Linked DNA regions of Homo sapiens: all the other regions are linked to region 2. Evidence: chromatin loops called from intact Hi-C (ENCODE). Cell type or tissue: PC-9. All regions are shown on one strand. Each heading gives the region's core, and the rest is flanking DNA. Links, peaks and the distances in the headings are about the cores only. Region 1 has its middle 120 kb from the start of SPP2. Region 2 has its middle 200 kb from the start of LINC01891. Region 3 holds the start of LOC105373932 (a long non-coding RNA gene).

Region 1 (7,077 bases), core at 1,055-6,054, 89 kb before region 2:
TGTGGGAGACCACATTGAACATTCCACCCATTCTCTCTCAGATAGATGCAAGGCCCATAACTTATTCTGGTCTAGTTATTCAATTTGTGGTTCTACCAGAGTAATTCCATTTCCCATGCTCTCAGAAATATTTTAGAACAAGAACAAAAATAACCTTATGTATGTGCACACATACACGCCACCCACAAGACAAACTGGATGTGTATAGAAGATTGCTCGACTTGGCTCTGGAACACTTTTAGATGGTATCACTTTATTACACAGTGATGGGGGTCCCACATGTGTTTCTAGGTAGCATCTGGTTTACTAATAAGAGTTTGAGCTGTTTAGGGAAAGAATCGGGACATGAAGGAGTTGGAGATATTTATGTCTAGAAAGAAAAGACTTGTTCATGTGCACCCTGGGTGTGCAGGGTGCAATGGGAACTGGAGGTGTGGTGAATAAAGACCATGACTCTTTGAAAAAAACTGGAAGAGCTGCCATGTGGCAGGCACACAGACTGACTTTACCATAGAGACAGGTTGTGAGTGATGGGAAGGCAGATTTTTGTTAAATATAGAGAACAATGTTCTAATAACTATTGCTATTAAGAAACAGAATGGATTACTTTACGAGGCATGGAGTCTTCTGTTCCTAAAAGTGTTTAAGCTGAGACTAGAATTCTGCTTTGGTTATCTGTTGCTGTCCAAAAAAATTAACCCTAAACTTACTGACTTAAACAAAGCCTTTTTAATTTATTTTCTCATGATTCTGCAATCTGGGCAGGGCTCGGCAGGGGCAGTTCATATGGCATCATCTGGGTGGCTTGAGTGGGGCTGAGGGATCCACTTCAAAGATGGCCTCACTCATAGCTGGCAGGTTAGTGCTGATTGCATCTAGAAATTCAGCTGGGGCTGTGGGCTGGAGGCCTCAGTTTTCCTCCATGTGGCCTCTGCACATAGTTAGGCTGGCTTCTCAGAGCATCATGGTCACAGGTAGTTCTTATGCTGTGTCTACCTTCATCCAGACAGAAGAGAAGTTGCTAGGCCTGATTGACGTTTAAGCCCAGAACTGGCGTAGCTTCACTTCTGCAACATTCTGTTGGTTGAAGCAGGGTCACTGGGCCAGAGCAAATTCAAAGTGAGAGAACCACATAAAACGTGAATACATCATTGGAGTCCACCAAAGTTATGCTTTATCACAATGCCCAACTAGCTTTATAATACAGAACATTCATTTTCTGGGTAGAAGGTTGAAATGAGTGATCATTGATGCTTCTTGGAACTCTAAAACTCTCTGGTTAAATTTCTTTTCAACCTCCAGTGCCTAGTACAATCACAGGCACATCATGATCATTAAAACAGTACTTATTGATTGATTGATTTCACACATTTTATATTTTCAAGCTGAGACAGGGCCTCAGTCAATATCTCACAGGAACATAGCTCTCTGCAAAATAGAATGCCATTTCAAGCCAACAAATGATTACTCTTCATGCTGTAGATACAAACTTGGTCCAAAGTAATTCGTTTTGCAAATGCTGTTTTTAGACACACACGCACAAATCACTCTGGTTTATAAAATCCATGGCACAATGTAAGGAAGGATGGGAAGGTATATGCTGTTACATTACATGTATACTTTGCTACCTGAATTGGTTTTTTTTAAAGGTAAAATTTCTGTTTATTATCAATGTAAAACACACTCACTATGGCAAATGTATATGAAAATGAGCACACAAAAAAGAAAAAGAATCACTTATAATGACTTATAGGTAACTACTCCAAACTTTTTATGCATATTTTAATATAGATTAACCTAATAGGTTTATATTATTATTTCATTTAACTTCACCGTAACTTATTTTCTATGATACTAAAAAATTCTATATTGAAATAATATATTTTGTGTCAAAATATTTAATAATATTAAAATCCTTACACTTTTTTTTTTCAAGATGGAGTCTTGCTCTGTCATCCAGGCTGGAGTACAGTCACGCAATTTCAGGTCACCCCAACCTCCGCCTCCCGGGTTCAAGCAATTCTCCTGTCTCAACCTCCCGAGTAGCTGGGATTACAGGCACACACCACTACGCCTGGCTATTTTTTGTATTTTTAGTAGAGACGGGATTTCACCATGTTGACCAGGCTGGTCTCAAACTCCTGACCTCATGATCCACCCGCCTTGGCTTCCCTAAGTGCTGGGATTACAGGTTTGAGCCACCATGCCTGGCCACAAATGCTTTTTAATTATTGCAAAATATATATAATTCTGCCATATGGAGATACCATAATTTACTTATTGTGCTTATCTTAGGTTTAAAATTGTTTAAAAATTGTTAACACTAAATATCATCATATTATACATTTTTCTGCATAAAGACTTATTTAGAAATATGAAGGGGTGGGTTGCCCCTCCACACCTGTGGGTGTTTCTCGTTAGGTGGAATGAGAGACTTGGAAAAGAAAAAGACGCAGAGACAAAGTATAGAGAAAGAAATAAGGGGGCCCAGGGGACCAGCATTCAGCATATGGAGGATCCCACCGGCCTCTGAGTTCCCTTAGTATTTATTGATCATTCTTGGGTGTTTCTCGGAGAGGGGGATGTGGCAGGGTCATAGGATAATAGTGGAGAGAAGGTCAGCAAATAAACACATGAACAAAGGTCTCTGCATCATGAACAAGGTAAAGAATTAAGTGCTGTGCTTTAGATATGCATACACATAAATATCTCAATGCCTTAAAGAGCAGTATTGCTGCTCGCATGTTCCACCTCCAGCCCTAAGGAGGTTTTTCCCTATCTCAGCAGATGGAACATACAGTTGGGATTTATACCGAGACATTCCATTGCCCAGGGACGGGCAGGAGACAGATGCCTTCCTCTTGTCTCAACTGCAAAGAGGCATTCCTTCCTCTTATACGAATCCTCCTCAGTACAGACCCTTTACAGGTGTGGGGCTGGGGGACGGTCAGGTCTTTCCCTTCCCACGAGGCCATATTTCAGACTATCACATGGGGAGAAACCTTGGACAATACCTGGCTTTCCTAGGCAAAAGTCCCTGCGGCCTTCCGCAGTGTTTGTGTCCCTGGGTACTTGAGATTAGGGAGTGGTGATGACTCTTAACAAGCATGCTGCCTTCAAGCATTTGTTTAACAAAGCACACCCTGCACAGCCCTTAATCCATTTAACCCTGAGTTGACACAGCACATGTTTTCAGGGAGCATAGGGTTGGGGGTAAGGTTATAGATTAACAGCATCTCAAGGCAGAATAATTTCTCTTAGTACAGAGCAAAATGGAGTCTCTTATGTCTACTTCTTTCTACACAGACACAGTAACAATCTGATCTCTCTTTCTTTTCCCCGCAGAAATATATTTTAAAATACACTTCAAAGAGATGTATTAACATTACATATTTTATTCCGTAAACATTTATTGAACACCTACTATGTCTAGACACATTGATAGGCTAATAAAAAACACCTATATATTGATTGTTCACTTACTATGCATCAGGTACTATATTAAAGGATCTACAATTAGTTTGCTAAGGCTTTTGTAACAAATTCCACAAACATGGTGGTGAGACAGACATTGTCTCACAGCTCTGGAGGCTGGAAGTAGGGCTGTGCTCCTTCTGAGGACTCTAAGAAAATACGCTTCCTGGCCTCTTTCCAGCTTCTGGTAGTTGCCAGCAATTCTTGACATTCTTTCACTTGGTCCTAAGTAATAGCTACTTATGATAGGGTCATTCCACTCTGTGTCTCTGTTACCATATAGCCATCTTCCCTCTGTGTGCCTCTGTGTCCTAATTTCCCTCTTCTTACCCTAATCCAATGTGACCTCATCTTAACTTGATTACAGCTGCAAATATCTTATTTCCGAATAAGGTCACCTTCACAGATTTCAGGTGCACATGCATTTTTGGAGGACAGTATTCATTCTAGGCAGCATTCCATGAATAATATTTTCTGATCCTCACAATTACTCTCTTGGGGTAAGTATGTTGATCATCCTGGGGCTTAGAGAAGCCAATTATCTTTTCTAGGGTCATACAACCAGGAAACTGTGGGGCAGGTGTTCAAAGCCAGAAGCTCCAGCTCCAAGGTCCCACTTGCAAACACCAGCTCTACTGCTAGAGGGGCTGTTTGTATCAGAGGCCAACAGGTTAGAAAAACCAACAAAAGTGATTTGCTTGCCCAGTCAAGGGGATCATGAATCCCCAGCCCTGTGGGTTACAATGAGCTCACTTTTCGTTTTTCTCTGTCATGAAAGTGGAAACCTTGGAAAAGCTGAAGAATGAAGAGGGGAGGATTGAACAGGGACCCTTGGAACTGTAGGTAGTAAGGCCAGGGAAGCCCTGCCAGGTGTTCAGAACTAGCTGCAGCCACAGTAGGAAGCCAGCCATGGGACACTGAGGTGTTCTGGGGCTGGAAGGGCTGTGGGATGGTTCCAAGCTGTGCCAATGCTAGAGGCAGCAGAAGTGGAGCTTACAGCCAATGAGGTGCTCCTTTCCTAATGAATATTTGCGTCTCTCCTCCCATCCCATGAGAACACGTGGACTGCCTTAAAAATAGCATCAGTCAAGCCCCTCTTAGCTTAATTTCCACGTTCACAACCTGAATGTGCAGTTCTAAACTTGGAACTGACAAAAGGCGGCCGAAAGATTGCTTTTCAGAAAATAATGAGCTTAATGGGCCCTTTGACAAATGGTAGAGATTTTCATTTTCTACTGTCCCTTTGTTTGAACTATTTTCTGTTTTTTTTTTTTTTTTTTTTTTTGAAACGGAGTCTCGGTCTGTCGCCCAGGCTAGAGGGGCAGTGGCGCGATCTCGGCTCACTGCAAGCTCCCCCTCCCGGGTTCACGCCATTCTCCTGCCTCAGCCTCCCAAGTACCTGGGACTACAGGCACCCGCCACCACGCCTGGCTAACTTTTTTTTGTTGTTGTATTTTTTAGTAGAGACGGGGTTTCACCGTGTTAGCCAGGATGGTCTCCATCTCCTGACCTGGTGATCTGCCCTCCTCGGCCTCCCAAAGTGCTGGGATTACAGGCGTGAGCCACCGTGCCTGGCTAATTTTTTGGTATTTTTAGTAGAGACAGGGTTTCACCGTGTTAGCCAGGATGGTCTCCATCTCCTGACCTGGTGATCCGCCCGCCTCGGCCTCCGGAAGTGCTGGGATTACAGGCGTGAGCCACGCGCCCAGCCTTTTTTTTTTTTTTTTTTTTTTAGGTGACATGTACATCTTTGTTTCCAACAACTGGATGTGGGTTGAAAGGAAAGCCTCTGTGAAATGAGTTTCCTGTGAAAATGAGACCTCGACCGTGCAAAGTGAAATCGTAGTAGGGAGGCTTCTGCTTTAAAGACTCAAATTGTGGAAAGGTGGTCCTCCCACTGCGCTGTTCTCAGAAAGGCGGGCAGTCGCCTGGAGGAGTGGAGAGAAGGGAGGTCGCCATCTTAAAGGGGATAGGGCTGAGTTGTCCTGGGCTCCTTCTGCCGTCCCTTGCGGTGGCGCCACAAGACCTTTGGAAGCTGGCTTCCTTGCCATCTGCTGTTTCTCACCTTAGATACTCGTTTGTGCCGTGTCTATCTTGTCTGGTTCCACTTTCAGCAAGAAAAAGAAAACTCCCTTTCAGTAGAACACTATAGGCTTTTCGGTTAAAATAGCGAAGGGAGCATATGCCTCTAACATGCCTCCCCCATCCCAATGTCAAATCCAGAAAGTAACCCAAAAGAGAAGAACATACGTGAGCGCTGGAGACCCGGGAGGGTGCATTTCAACAGCACGCCAGGAACTTCAAGGGAGTTTTGCAAAATGTTTCATGTAAGGGAAATTAGAGGGAGAGAAAGGAATGGGGACATGTTGAGGTGTGTGTGTCCCCCTCTACCTGGGGAGGCAATCGCAACCTCCATCTGTACCTTGTGGTCCATGCTACAGAGATAAGAGGCAAGGTCACGTTCTCTGCTCAGGGCTTCATGGCTGTGCCGAGGAAGGCTGGGTCACCGGACACTTCTCCAGCCGTTGTGGGGCCCCTGGTTAGCAGCCAGGGGTAGCGGCGCCCACAGCCTTACGGTGCCCCTGCCTGTCCTTGGAGATGTTGTGATGTGGGCCCCCGATGACATGCCAGGGAGGAGGAGCCACTCTCCCTCCCAGTAAGGGTCCTGGATCCGGCAGCAGGAGCAGGGGGTCCACGGAGGCCCTCATCCCAGCGTCTCCAGGTACAGGCAGGGGCGCGCTGACACTGTGGGCTCTGCCACCACCGGCTGCTAACCAGAGGCTCCACGGCCGCTAGAGAAGTGGCCAGTGACCCAGCCTGCCTCAGTACAGCTATGAAGTCTTTTGCAGAGAATGCAACTTCTGACCTGCCAAAGTGAAAAGCATGGTAAATCTGGGTTGAGACACTTTCAGCAGGATCCTACACAATCTCGCCCCGTCTCTTACAGAAGCCACCTTCACCGCCGGTGCTCCCTGGATACAGATCAGAACCCCTCTGCATGCTAAGCAAGCTAAGAAAAGCAACAGGACATCTGAAAAGCCCCGTGATGATGGCTCTGGGAGAAACTGGGCTAGGAACTCAGAGCAAATACCATCCGTATCATAACTCCCTAATTCCTGGGCGTGACATAGGCTTATTCCGGGAAGCAGGAAGAGAGCTTTGGAGTGCTCTCAATCTGTTTTCAATGGATACTGTATCTGTGAGTAGAGAATGACACGAGAGCAGAAAAAAAGGGTCTTCTGTTAAAAAGTACAACTAGTGAATTAAAAGAAGAAAAGTCAGCGGAGGCAGAGAAGGTTAGATGAGATGCCCTGAAATTCTCAGAGGAAAAGTCTGCCGAGATTAATGAAGAAAGCAAAACTGAAGAGATAAACAAGTGACAGGCATGTAGAGATAATAAGTGACAAGAAGAACAAATTTAGGAGATTCAGTATATCCATTATCAGAATGTAAACGGCAGCAAAGCTCAGAGCAGGCGTAGAAGGGTTTTCCGGTAATAGATGACATTTTATTCTCTCATACTTTAAAAATCTGTTCCATAAATGCAGTTCTGAATCACCTTGCATGTGTAAAGCTCCATATTTGGACTTTCTCTCCTGTTTT
Region 2 (7,077 bases), core at 1,348-6,347:
TTGGGACATACTTTCACTTAAAAATTTGTGTTGCTTATCTGAAATTCAAATTTAACTGGGCATATTGTATTTGATTTGTCAGCCTAGCATTGGTAGTAGATGACTAGTTTGGAGATCCAGGAATCTGGGAGTTGGGGTGACCTGGGGATGAGAGATGGATGTCAGTCAAGACAGGCAGGTTGGTAGAAGCAGCTTGGAGCGTCTTCTCATCTTGACCACCAGTCTGACTTCCTAGAAGAGATGCTGATGGGACTCCAGGGGAAGTGTTTGTGCCCTCTGCATGCATTCCCATGTGCGCACACACACACACACACACCATATACACACCCCTGGCTCTCTACCTAGAATGTCCGACTCATCAGGAGCAAGTTGCATGCCCTGGTGAAGCTTAGTGCCTCTGCTGTGCAGGTGGGAGGGAAAGGCAACTTAGGAGCTTTAGAGCACTCCAGGCAGGCTGTAGGCCCCATCTCCTAAGAGCCTATGCTTTTATTTTTGTTTTTGTTAAAGACAAGGTCTCACTCTATTGCCAAGACTGGAGTGCAATGGTGTGATCATAGCTCTTTGAAGTCTCAAACTCCTAGGCTTAAGAGATCCTCCCACTCAGCCTCCCGAGTAGCTGGGACTACAGCCATCAGCCATGTGCCACCATGCTCAGCTAAGGTTTTTTTTTTTTTTTTTTTTTAAGAGAGACAGGGGTCTTGCTATGTTGCCCAGGCTGGTCTTGATCTCCTGGGCTTAAACAGTCCTCCCATCTCAGCTTCCCGAGTAGCTGAGGATTATAGGTGTGCACCACCGTGCCTGTGAGCCCATGCTTTTGAATGAGAGGGTGCTAGTGGGCTATTGTGTGGCACAGCCAAGCTTCCTTTCCAGGCATTATTTGTCTCTGGATGTGAAGCATTTCCTAGCAATCAGTGATGTGTTCTGTGTAGTCCTGTCCACACTGCATTTGCAAAAATCCCTCATGGATGCTGGGATGTGGTTAATTTCTGGTTTCACTTTGTAATGAAGATGCACATGTTTTCTGTTTTATGTTTTGGAGGTACATGTGTCTATGAACATAGAGACAGATGTGGACATATAGATTGATAGTCGCTTTGAAGACAATTTGAGGTGGTTTATGCTGTGGTTGTTTACATGAGAACAATGGGGAGGGAGAAGGAACCCCATGCTCCCTTGAGGTCCTTCTACCTGTCTCAGAAACCCCACATCTCAGATCCTCAACCAGATTGTAAGATCCTCAAACACAGGACAGGTTTTACTTACCTAGTGCTTCCCAGAGATGCCCAGTAGAGAGCCTTCTGCATCTTTCTGTATTTTTCCATTAGCTGATTTGGTAAACCTGATGAAGCAAATACTGTTTGGTTGAAACAATTTACATTGCTCTAGGCAACGCTATTCCTCAGCCAAATGAATTAGATGATTAATAAGTATAACACGTAATTGAATTCAAAGTCCACGTTTGCCATCCCCTAAGCAGAGGAGGTTTCGTTGTATATTGTTATTGATGGAAAGAAACTGAGGTACTTTGGCTAAACAAAAGAGGGTACAGATGGCATTGTGCTTCAACTACACAAAAGGAGCCTGCTTATATACATGCTTGCTGCATGCCAATTTCTGCTCTCTGGTATTTTAGTGGAGAAAGGAGATTTCTTTAAAGACACTAAAGTAAGTATCAACAAAGAAGTGATTTATCTTTATATCAGAATTTTGGCTTGGAGCACAATCAGGATTTTGGGTCTGTTTGGGGCTAAGTAGAAATATATGTGAGACCAAAATAGGTTTTTCCTGAACCTTCAAAACTATACACAGTGAAAGAAATATTAGCTTCAAAAATCAAAGTGATTGGATTTTCTAGAATCTGTATGATATGATGAGAAAATGTATGCAATATACATAAACCAGAATAGCCTTCCTTATTCAATGTTAACACTTTTTATAAGAAAGTATTAGACCTATTGATTTAGCAACTACATAATTATTGGTACTTGAAATACAGGCTTATAGAAACGAAGAAGTCAGAGTCACTCATTCAAAATGTAAGCATAAATATGACTTCCATTAGCAATACCGGATTCCTGGATAGAATGGCCCAGTCTAGTCATCCCAGCAGGTCAAAGTGGCAAACCAGGTCAACACCAGAAGAGGCCCTTACAAATCCAAACAGAAACTTCTTTCTAAACCAAATCATTTGGAAAACACCTGAGCAATCCATGAAGTTTTTTACTGAGGTGCAGACATTCCAAAAGCTAAGCAAATATTCATGTAATGAGTGCCCCAAGACCATCAGCCGTGGACCTGTCGTTACTTCAAACAAGTCAGGATTTCAGCCAGGTCAAGGTTGAAGAAGAATAATTTTGGTCTAAGCACCTGGCATTTGCTCTTAGGTGTGGTCAAACTATATATAGGTGGATGCCGCCAGTCTTTAGTTGAATTGGGCAAAGAACTCTGAGTTCAGTAGGGGTGTGTGTGTCTGTGTGTGTGTGTGTGCATTTGAAATCTTTTTCATCTTTAATGAAATCTATTTTTTAAATGTCCTTCTTGTCTAAGTGCAACTAAGAGAGAGACTGCCCATACTAAGAGATTGGGGTGTTTGCTCAGGGCAGGGGTACAAGGCACACCTATTCCTCACCCAGTGCAAGCTGGGGGGATGGAGGAATTAGATGACTCCTGAGTTCGCTGCTCTAACCAGAGAGGGAAGGGGCAAGCCTGCATTCTTGTCAAGGTGAGGATAATTCTGGCCTCATGTGACCCAGCTTTGCTGATCCTACCAGGTGAGCATTCCTGAAATAACTGCTATCCTCGTGGAGTCCTGTTCCTGGTCCTGTCTACTCAAGAGATTGTGGGTGTCGCCTGCCTTGAGTTGGCCACCCTCATGGGCTTCTTTGTTACTGGCAATCAAAGTCCTGATAACCTTGATGTGATACCCCTGCATTCATCCCAGGTAAAATTCTAATGAAAAGCCACTTCTCTCAGATCATCATGTGGGATGGTAGATTTCACCTGTTGACAGATACCTAGGGATAGATATGGACTTGGAAGTCAGGAGGACCTGGGTTCAAATCCCTACTCATCCACTTGTGGGCAAGAGAGCCTGGAAAATTTACTTACTCTAAAAACCTGTTTCATTGTCTATAAAGATGCAGATAATAACAATGACAATAGAATTTTATATGGACTGAATGAGCTAATCCAATGTAAATGTGTAACACTGGGTCTGATTTGGTAAAAAAGCACCATTTTATAAACATAGAGAGCAATTCAGGATGAGGAAAGGCAACAGAGTTCTATTACCTTTCAGGTCTCAGTTCATGTCAATATCAATTTTGAAATGTCATTCAACAAAACAAGTATATAGTGAGTTCTTATTAGGTGTCAGGCACAAATTCCAGGAGTTGGGTAAGACAGTCAGTGTCCCTACCCTCAGGAAGCTTACATTTTAATAAAGAAAGAAAGGAAAGAAGGGAGACAGGGAGGGAGGGAAAGAAAAAATAAAATGTAATTGATGTAGCAGTACAAACCCTCAGGCATTATGATAGGGGTGACTTTTGCAAATCCCCCCGATATGGTTTGGCTGTGTCCCCACCCAAATTTATCTTGTATCGTAGCTCCCATAATTTCCACGTGCTGTGAGAGGAACCTGGTGGGAGGTAATTGAATCATGGGAGCAGTTTCCCCCATGCTGTTCTCATGGTAGTGAGTAAGTCTCACAGATCTGATGGTTTTATAAAGGGAAACCCCTTTTGCTTGGCTCTTATTCTCTATTTGCCGGTCACCATGTAAGATAGCCTCTTGCTCCTTTTTCGTTTTCTGCCATAATTGTGAGGCCTCCTCAGCCATGTGGAACTGTGAGTCAATTAAACCTCTTTCCTTTGTAAATTATCCAGTCTTGGGTGTGTCTTTATCAGCAGCGTGAAAACGGACTAGTATACCCCCTAACCCTAACCCTAACCAAACAACTTTGATTTTGTCAGAAATAACCAGAGTTGGTTTTCTCAGTAATCACCACCAAATTTCTCACCATTGCATCTGGAAAAGTGGAAACAGCATTCTAGGACCCTGCCAAGGATGGGAAGGCCGGGAGGGGTGTGGCCTGTGTCTCAAGAACAATCTACCTGTAACCAGACAGGGTTGTTCATCTTTAGGAAATCCCTACTGCCCTAAGCTAAGACGGTGGATGTGAAAATGTCCCACTTGCTGGAGGAGGGAGCTTAACCTCGGAGAGAGCATTTCTGAGGCTTCTGTGGCATCTGTTAAGTCTTCAAACACATAGGACTCTCTCCAAGTCAAGCGACGAGAAAGTGCATTTTTCACAGTGCTTGCTGCAGCACGTTTCAGGGAGCATGTGTGGAGCCTCCTGGTGGGGAGAATACCTGGCAGCTGCCAGACACATTCACTGTGGGATTCTGTGGCTCGGAGCACATGTCCTGTGAGTCACAGGATATGAGACAGTGAGGAGGCAGAGGGTAGGGAGAGGGCAAGGCGCTCCAGAGGCTGCAGCAAAGGAGAGAGGGGGATGCCTTATTTCTCTTAATTTTTAACCTATATAGGCAATTTTGCAATAAAATGGGTTGGCTACCAAGTATATTTCCCTAGAGCTCATGAAGCATTGGATCCTTTGATTGCAGAAATCCAAAGATAACAAGGTGAAAATTCAACTCACAATCCATATTTCAATTTGCCATTTGTGGTTTGTAGTGATTGGTCTGAGCCTGTGAGTAATCTAATGGTGAAACATGGTTGCACGCTAGAAAAGCTGTAGTTTACAGCAAAAACCAAGGAGCTATGGGCAAAAACTTTAATCACTTCAAAAAGAAGTAATTCACCTGGAATCACCTTTCCTGCAGGCAGTGAGATGTGCGGAAACAGGCCCCGAGCTATAGGTAAGAACACCCAGGTGTTGGGGCTGCCCCTGCTGCTTATCAGTAGATCTCTGAGCCATCCATGCCCCACCTGGAAATACCCTGAGATCCTGTTGAATGAGGTTCTTTGCAAGCCACAGAATGCAATATGAGGATGAAAGTTTCTTTATAGTTGAATTTGTATAGTATCCATTGACAGCACAGTTCATATGGGACCACAAACAGAGATCCGTGTACCATGCACCCAGCACTATGCAACAGGCACCATGTACTAAGCAGCAAGCACCATCGCTGACTTGGGGCTAAAGATAAACACATGCCAGGCCAGGCGAGGTGGCTCACGCCTGTAATCCCAGCACTTTAGGAGGCCGAGGCGGGCGGATCACGAGGTCAGGAGTTGGAGACCAGCCTGGCCAACATAGTGAAACCCCATCTCTACTAAAAATACAAAAAAATTAACCAGGTGTGGTGGCGGATGCCTGTAGTCCCAGCTGCTCGAGAGGCTGAGGCGGGAGAATCACTTGAACCTGGGAAGTGGAGGTTGCAGTGAGCCGAGATTGCGCCATTGCACTCCAGCCTGGGTGACAGAGCAAGACTCCGTCTAAAAAATAAATAAATAAATAAAAATAAACACATGCCAAATAATAACAGAGTGTTGGATAGGAAGGTAAAGTTGGGCCTCTTGACCAGAATAAAAATTCGTTCATTTGACCAACATTTACATCTTTTGCATTTATTTTCTATGAGGTGTACTATGTTCTCTGAGAAATCCAAAGCTGAATCAGAAACAGGTCCTGCTGTCAGGGAGGTGATAATTTAGTAAAGAATGTAAATTCATCTACAAATATCTGTAGCACAAAGTGGTATTATGCATTTTACTCAGGCCTTGGTCACTGGGTATAGAAACTATTCAGGAGAGGAAAAGCCATCACCGGAGCTCTGCTTGGTGACCTCTCAGCCTTAGCCCCAGCCTCACCCTCACCTCAGCCCCAGCCTCAGCCTCAGCCTCACCCTCAGCCTCACCTCAGCCCCAGCCTCAGCCTCACCCTCACCCTCACCTCAGCCCCAGCCTCAGCCTCGGCCTCGGCCTCAGTCTCACCTCAGCCTCAGCCTCACCTCAGCCTCACTTCAGCCTCAGCTTCAGCCTCACCTCAGCCTCAGCCTCAGCCTCACCTCAGCCCCAGCCTCACCTCAGCCTCAGCCTCACCTCAGCCCCAGCCTCAGCCTCACCTCAGTCCCAGCCTCAGCCTCACCTCAGCCTCAGCCTCAGCCCCAGCCCCAGCCCCAGCCCCAGCCTCAGCCTCAGCCTCACTTCAGCCTCACCTCAGCCTCAGCCTCACTTCAGCCTCAGCCTCACCTCAGCCTCAGTCTCAGCCTCAGCCTCACCTCAGCTTCACCTCAGCCTTCCTTGCGGTAAGTTTGCAGGAAAGATAGAATTCTACTACTAAAGGCATGAGCAAAGGAAAATGGAGGATATATTATAGCGACCTAGAGAAACAGCACACTAGAAAGACACATAAATGCCTAATTGTAGCTGTCATAGAAGACCTCAGGTGCCACTGGAAGGGTTTACGCATTGTGATACCAGTGGGGAGCCATTGCAGGCTTCGGACCAGGGATCAGGGAGGGCGGGGGAATCAGAGACCTCTGTTTCAAGCAGGCGTGTGTGGTTTCCCTTAAAACTTGAACTGAGCCTGCCTCTGGATGAACCCCTTTTCTCCCATGGCTGGACCGAGCCAGCAGGCTCAGCCCAAGGCAGAGCCAAGAGCAACCCTGCAAGGATAGAGGGTCTGCATGCTGGGAGGCAGTGTTGTCTAGTTTCCCCCTGCAAAGATGGAAGCTCTGCATGCTGGGAGGCAGTGTTGTCTACTTTCCTCCTGTAGGACCCAGTGAATCCAGAACATAGAAACCTGGCGAGCTCCAGCAGGGTGGTGGGGATGCGCAGACACAGAATCGAGGGGCTCAGCAGTGGGCTGAGGATCTGCGATGTCTCCAGAGGCAGCTGGAGCAACACGGCCAGAGTGAGTCCTGGGTTGAAAGGAGCCCTGGGTGAGTGCTCAGGTTCCCTTCACCTTTCACACTGGGTACCTCATTCTGCTGTATCTCCTTCCACTTCTCTGCCATCACCATTTCCTCTCACTGGCTCTTATCAATTCACATTTAAATGCACTTAGTTATTTCTAATGTAAAAGAAATTTCTCTCGCTGGGTGCGGTGCC
Region 3 (7,077 bases), core at 1,114-6,113, 55 kb before region 2:
AAAAGAAAAAAAAAGAAAATGACGATAGCCACTACACTCCCTGCATAATGCCATTACCTATCTGTCCAGCCAGCCCTGTCCTCCAAGGCTAACAGATAATTACTGCTTAATTATGTCTTAGTCGAAGCTGCACAGTTACTTTATAAAATGCAGTGTTTCTAGTTGCCATGGCTTAAAGATGACAGGTAGGTTTATCTTTAGATAGTCTATGAATTTGTACTGATTTTATGCAACAGGTTTCCAAAGTCAGTTCTTGTTATTTTATTCTGCATGTAAGCCTTTCCTGCAGAATCTTTCCTGCCTGTGTCTACCTGGATCCATGTCCCTGCTTACCACTTCAAACTGGTTTCTTCACTCTGAAGCAGGTTCCCCTTCCCCTTCAGGATATCTGGACCAAGTTTGAAGATGGGCATGAGTTAGGTTCACCCTGGAGCAGGTTCACCCTGGAGTAGGTTCCCCTTCCTCTTTGGAATATCTGGACCAAGTTTTCAGATGGGCATGAGTTAAGTTGCTGTTCCTTTAAGGATGACGTTTCTTAGCAACAATGGATTGCCTGCTTTGTTTTCTGTGGATCGATTGTCTCTGTCTGCGGCTCTCAGCTCCATTTTTTTCAAACTGATCATTGGGCATAAATATTGCTGATGAGCTGAAACTAACATGCTCCCCCCTCCAAAATAAACTAAAAAAACTAACCAAAGGAACACATTGAGGGACTATTCTAGTTGTCCTATTCCAGTTGAATATTCATAGTATTCATCAGTACTATTTAATGTTTTATATAAACTCCAAATGTGCTTGTTATTTCAGTGTTCGGAAAATTTATAGCCAGTAAAATTACATATATACATATACATGATTTGCTTTTATTTATTTGGTTATGAATGCAAGTAAAATATTATTTTCTTTATGTGCTCATTGAGTGCTTGTGTTTCTTGTATGAGTTGGCTAGTCAGGATCTCTGTCCATTTTTCTCCTGCGGCCTTTGTTAGCAGAATTAAATTTTTTTCTCGACCACTCCTCACCAGCCAAGTAAGCATGAGTTCCATCCACCCAGAGCCTCAGACTATGCATCACTAAAGCGAGAAATGTAGACCTGAGAATCCCCAGGTCCTTAGAGGCCTGTGGAGGTCCTCTGATTCTAGAATTTACTTCCTTTCGCCCCAGAAGTAAGTGTTAGGAAGGAAAACTTCAGAGCAGTGTGAAAGAAGGAAATGGGGGACCCTACTTATTTGGGGGCCATGGAAGTCAGCAGCTCTGAGAGGGGAGCTGAGCATGAGGAGCAAGGGGAGCAAGGGGAGACATGAGCATGAGTAGAAGTGGCCAATTGCAGCACAGAATAAGGGCAGGATGAGGGTTGGCAGGGACCTTCAGGGGAACTGGTGCCAGGCACCGAAGGTATGAGAGCCTCTGACCAGCTGGGAAACAGGTAAGAACAAATGGGAATGTGGTGTTCTTCCCAGTATCTGCTCCCTTTACCATGTAGCTTCTCAGTGCTCACCCACAATGGGCAGGGAAACTTCCCCACATCTTTATGATGGGCTGAACCCTGTGATTTGCTTTGGCCAAGGGGGTTGTTAGCCCACTTGATGCAGCAGGCACGAGTGTGCATATGTGTTTCTGCTTGTACCTGTGTACTTCTGCCACTTCCCAAGGATATGTATGACCAGCTGGCCTACCAGTGTTAGGAGGAGGACAGACCCACAGTGCAGAGCCACCCCACTGAAGCTGAGTCCAGGCTAGCTGACCCCAGCCAACCCACAGACCCAGGAGCTACCTAAACACCTACAGCTGCATGTCGTGGTGGGTTGGTATTCTGAATGAAGGCTGTAGATATCTCATACACAGCAAACTGGGCTGGAGTGGGGCCAATGTTGTCCTCCAAGGCACTTCAAGTCCTATTGCACGAATTGTATCAGTTTCTAGAAATTTCCAACACTGGCAGAAACCAAGATACTGGCTTGGGGTAAAAGAAAGAAAGCCCAGTAGGACCCAAGGAAGAGGAAACTGGTAAGCTATGGAAAGGCCATCAAGATCTATCCACGTGGAATAGGAATCAGTGAATTCATCTCAACAAAGAAACCAGGGAGTAAACCAGGAGTCTGTGACATCCACATGCAGGAAGCCTGTGACATCACCTGAAATAGCAAGGTGGGCACTGAAGGAAGACCAATACTTCAAGGCCTGTATGTGCCCTGGGGGATGCCTGGCACCCTGGAGGGAATCTCATTCATTGGAACAACACTGATTCTGATCATACCGCCCTTTGGAACAGGTATACACTGCATACTGCAAAGGATGTGAGCCTTGGCACCCGAGAAGTGACAAGGGCTAGAGCAGACTGAGATTGGTCATGTAGTATGTGTGTGCAGCCTAACAGGTCTCAACTCTCAGTCCTTCCACTCATCCTGGCAATAGGCACAAACATCAACACTGTATAGATCAGGACACAGGTTCATGTAGATCTGGTGATTTACTCTGGGTGATGCAAACAGAAACAGGCAGGACCAAGGTCCAAACCCATCCTGAACCTGAATTTTGCCCTCTTTAAAGAAGAGCCCGACATACATTATAACTACCTAAACCCTATCTTCCTGGCCATTATGGGCCTTGATTTTAGCCACTAAGAACATCCAGTTAATTGCTTCTATTTTTATTCTATGCTCACAAAGTAATCTTGCATTTATATATTGTTTTCTTATATAGACTTGTTAATGGGATGACCATAAATGTATTCAACTTTATGAAATTCATTCCTTGGTTCTCATTGTAAATTTGTAGGTTGGCATTCTCAAGCAATTTCCAGGATTTGCTGAATTTAGCTAGAAGGAGACTGGGCAGCTCTGGGTGTGCTGACCAATCAAAATTCTGGACATGGGGGAGACCCCAAATAATGGGAAACCACCCAAGTACTGCTGTTCAGCAAGACTTTGAGGTGAACTTCCTGGACAACATTTCCGAGACTTCAGGTCCTCCAACTGCAGGATGCAATGGTAAGACTGGACTGAAGGTCTTGCTTTTAGAGGGTGTGTTCTTAAATTTCACTTTGTCTTCTCAGGTTAATAGTACCATGCTTTTGTAATCTATTAATACTTTCTGCTGTCATTAGCTACCAATGCTAAGGGTAAAAATCAAACTATGGGATACTGATAGAATATTTATTTATTTATTTATTTATTTATTTATTTATTTATTTGAGACAGGGTCTTTCTCTGTCACCCAGGCTGGAATACAGTGGTGCAATCACAGCTCCCTGCAGCTTTGAACTCCTGGGTTCAAGCAATCCTCTTGCCTCAGTCGCCCAGGTTACTGGAGCTACAGGTGCACACCACGATGCCTGGCTAATTCTTTTATCTTTTGTAGAAACAGGGTCTTCTTTTGTGGGCCAGGCTAGTCTCAAACTCCTGACCTCAAGTGATCCTCCCGCCTCAGCCCCTCAAAGTGCTAGGATTACAGGTGTGAGCCATTGAGCCCTGTCTAGAATTTTAAAAAAGCAATTCGTAGTATCGCAGTTACAAATCTCAAGACTGAAACTCCTAGATCCGTGTGTGTGGCAGCCTGGTGCCGTCTGTGTGGCAGCTTGGTGCTGTCTGTGCAGTTGAAATAGCCTTGACAGCCTTGAGCCCGTGCTTGGTGGAACTCCTGCTGATGCAGTGTGAAGACACACTTCTTGTGTCTGGAACACACGTCTCAAGTGTAAATCCTCTGTTCCAAACAAGTTTGAATACGTTTTGTTTTATTTTGTTGGCTACTAATTCAAACACTTGTCCTGTGTTAATAGCCAGTGATTAATTTCGGGTTCTTTTTCATGTGGGAATTACTCAAAGCTCCTCTCAAAACTATGCTGCATTCATCAGCGTGACTCATCTTTTTCCATTTCCAGAGCAAACAGCAGGGACTATCCAGTCTGTACTTCAGGAAATGAGCGAGAGTGAAGTAAGCTGGCAAACGACTGCTATTTCTCTTCTTTTGAGTTTGAAATGAAAGGTTTTTTTTCCAGTATAAGATTATTCTTAGGCTGGGTGCAGTGTGTGCCTGTAAGCCCAGCACTTTGGGAGGCCAAGATGGGAGGATCACTTGAGCCCAAGAGTTTGCAATCAGCCTGGGCAATATAGTGAGATGCCCCCGTCTCTAAAAAAATAATTTAAAAAAATTAGCCAGGCCTGGTGGCGCATGCCTGTGGTCCCAGCTACTTGGGAGGCCAAGGTGGGAGGATTGCTTGAGCCTAGGAGGTAGAGGTTGCAGTGAGCTGTTGTTGTGCCACTGCCCTCCTGCCTGGATTACAGATAAAGACCTTGTCTCAAAAAAACCAAGAAACAAAAAACAAAAAACACCCTACTTTTTTATTTAAAAAATGTTTTACTTATTATAGTAACATAAAGAAACAAACATACATAAGAAGCATATAGTGGGATTGATTTTCCCAATGTGAACCCACTGGTGTAATCAGCACTCAGAGAGAGAATCAAAATATTAGCAGCACCCTAGAAGCCCCTGTAGGCCCCAATTTCTAAATTCATAGATGAGTTTGTCCATCCCTGAAGTTTTATATCAATGGATCACATGCTATATACTCTTTGGTCTGGGTGTTTTTTTTTTTTTTTTTAATTGCTGTTAGGTTTGTGCATTGTATCCATATTGTTGTTCAGCAATTGCTTGTTTCTTTTCATTGCTGTATAGTATTCATAACAATCCACAGTTTATTTACTGGATACTGTTAATTCTGTCCTTCATGATTAATGATGTGAACCCCCACTTTCAAGTACTTATCAGCCAATTATTCAATAACTTTTGTTCATTTTTCTACTAGATTTTTTCCTTCGGCTTAATTTTTTAATTTCTGTCTTTTATATTTTTTTAATTTTTAATTTTGAAAAAATGTTAATCTACAAAAAAGTTGCTAGAATTTCCTACTGAATACTCATAGATCTTTTCATCTAGATTCATCAGTTGTTAACCATTAATCATGTTTGTTGTATTTTTCTCTCCATCTCTCTATATATTAACTTTTTTGTGAATCATTGAGAATGAATCATGTTGATATCATGTTCCCCAGTCAATATTCACCGAAATTCTTATCTGGAGTAATTATTACTATGGTGGTTGCAAAATCAACTCTATTTTGCCTTCTACATTTATGAGTTGCCATTCTACTGTAAAATGTTTGCCACATTTGTTGTATTTTTCTGTCTACCTACCTATGTACTGATCAGCTTTTTTCTGAATCACTGAGAGTAAGCTGTAGACACCATGACCCTTTGTTGCTGAATACTTAAGTATATCTTGAATACAAAGACATTTTCTTTCAAAATTACTATATCAAATCCAAGAAATTTAACATTTTTATATTAATATTATATCACATATTATCATAAAAATTTGGCAATTATCTCAATAATGTCTCTGGAATAGCATTTTCTCCTAATGTGGTATCACATGCTGCATTTTCTCCTAATGTGGCATCACATGTTGCATTTTCTCGTAATGTGCTATCACATGCTGCATTTAGTTTTCACATCTGTTTAGTCTTCTCTAATCTGAAATAGGTTCTTAGCCTTTTTTGTTTTTTTATGATATTGACATTTTTTAAGAATATAGCATATTCATGTTGTAGAAAGTGCTCTAATTTGGCTATTTCTGGTTTCTTCTCTGAGACTAAATTAAAGGTACTTATTTTCTCAGAGTATTTCATAATTGAGGCTGTGTCCACGTCTCAATGCATCACTTCAGAAAGCTTGTGACATCATTCTGATCATTCAGACAGAGAGGTGTCAACTAGATTTCTCCATTAAAAAGATTCATTTTCTTTCCATGTAATTAATACATAATTGATTGGGAGATTAACACCATGTTGATATCATATTTCCCAGTAAAGATTCACCCAAATTCTTGCCTGAAGTAATTATTAATATAGTGGTTATAAAAATGGCAATTTTCAACTCATCATGCCTTTTATGTGTACTAGTTGTCATTCTACTATAAAAAATGTTTTACTTTTATTTATTCATTAATTTATATGTTTAGTACAGTATGGACTCCTGTTTTCACTTTATATTCATTATGTTTTTATTCACTTTTGTTTCTATTCTTTTGAGAAACAGAACTGTCCTAAACTTCACCAATGGAAGGTCCTTGATGCCAGTTTGCACATGTCATGTTGGAGGGGGGTGGTCTTTTAACACTTCCTTGATTTATGGACAAGATATCCCAGGCTTATTCATAGTCTTCTGATGTTAATAATTTCTTGATCAAGTTCAATTTATTAATATATGGCTACCACTCTTTGTACTCTGGCTAGGAAATCCTTGCTTAATACAAGTTCACCTTATTTATGGCTACTATGCTTGGTATCTTGACTTGAAAATCCTTGCTTACTTAACACAAGTTCAGGAAATTATTTTCCTGTGATTTTTTTTTCCTACAGGCTTTCATGCTTAGATCTACAATCCTGCTTGAATTTAATTTTGCTTATGGATTGTATATAAAGTTCTGGTTCTTCTGTATAAGGAAGAAAGGAGCACTATTAATTATGGAGCAGTCAGCAGGTATAAACTAGACCCATATGGGAAAATTTGGACAATGACCACGCACCACTTTAAAGTCCTCTGCTATGCATTGGTTCCTGGCTACCTCAGTACCTCATTTCTTACAGGTCTCCCTGTCACACTGATGGCTTAGCTGTTCCTCAAACCTATCAAGACCTTATCCTAAGCCTGTGCTCTTTCTTCCAACAGAACTCTCCTCTCCCATACAGCCACTGGGCCTACTCTTCACGGAGGTCTCTGTCAGTCACCTCCTGAGACATATTTCTGCAACCACCCAATCAAAAATAGCTCCAGCTTATGCCCTTGGTTACTGTCTACTGCCTTACCCTGTGTCCTTTTCTTCACAGCACTTACCACCACCTGATGGAGTGGAGGATTCTAAGTTCCAAGAGGGCAGAAGCAGATTTTCTTTCATTTACTGTTGTGGCCTCACACGTAGCTACAACTGTGCCTGCTGCACACCAGGATGCAATAAATGTTGGCCAGGTGTCTGAACGGAGTGTTTGTCTCTTAACATGGACCTAGCCTTCCCCAC

Evidence for each region. A loop is a pair of places that touch in the nucleus more often than their neighbours do. Peaks named below come from ENCODE experiments on the same cell type or tissue, not always from the same donor. Only the 100,000 strongest peaks of a DNase experiment are listed, where the experiment ranks them.
Region 1: it touches region 2 in a loop (5-fold over the local background); 2 of 110 quality-filtered maps call a loop at or near these places.
Region 3: it touches region 2 in a loop (6-fold over the local background); 7 of 110 quality-filtered maps call a loop at or near these places.

Annotation. Positions count from the first base shown.
Region 1 is chr2:234,165,690-234,172,766 of GRCh38, forward strand. No RefSeq gene overlaps it. Among named protein-coding and RNA genes, the nearest start is that of SPP2, 120 kb to the left of the region's middle. RefSeq lists enhancers at 2,924-3,423, 5,617-6,119. In PC-9, for the core only: no CTCF peak of the experiment used is centred there; a DNase peak (open chromatin) is centred at 3,652.
Region 2 is chr2:234,253,960-234,261,036 of GRCh38, forward strand. No RefSeq gene overlaps it. Among named protein-coding and RNA genes, the nearest start is that of LINC01891, 200 kb to the right of the region's middle. In PC-9, for the core only: CTCF peaks have their summits at 4,345 (motif pointing left) and 4,544; DNase peaks (open chromatin) are centred at 2,762, 4,382, 4,892, 5,682 and 1 weaker place; H3K4me3 peaks cover 735 bases; H3K27ac peaks cover 5,000 bases.
Region 3 is chr2:234,199,632-234,206,708 of GRCh38, forward strand. It overlaps LOC105373932 (a long non-coding RNA gene), which reads left to right and starts at 906. Exons shown (of 3, transcript XR_001739236.1): 1 at 906-1,426; 2 at 1,917-2,148; 3 at 2,779-2,984. In PC-9, for the core only: no CTCF peak of the experiment used is centred there; DNase peaks (open chromatin) are centred at 3,860 and 5,050; H3K4me3 peaks cover 543 bases; H3K27ac peaks cover 3,668 bases.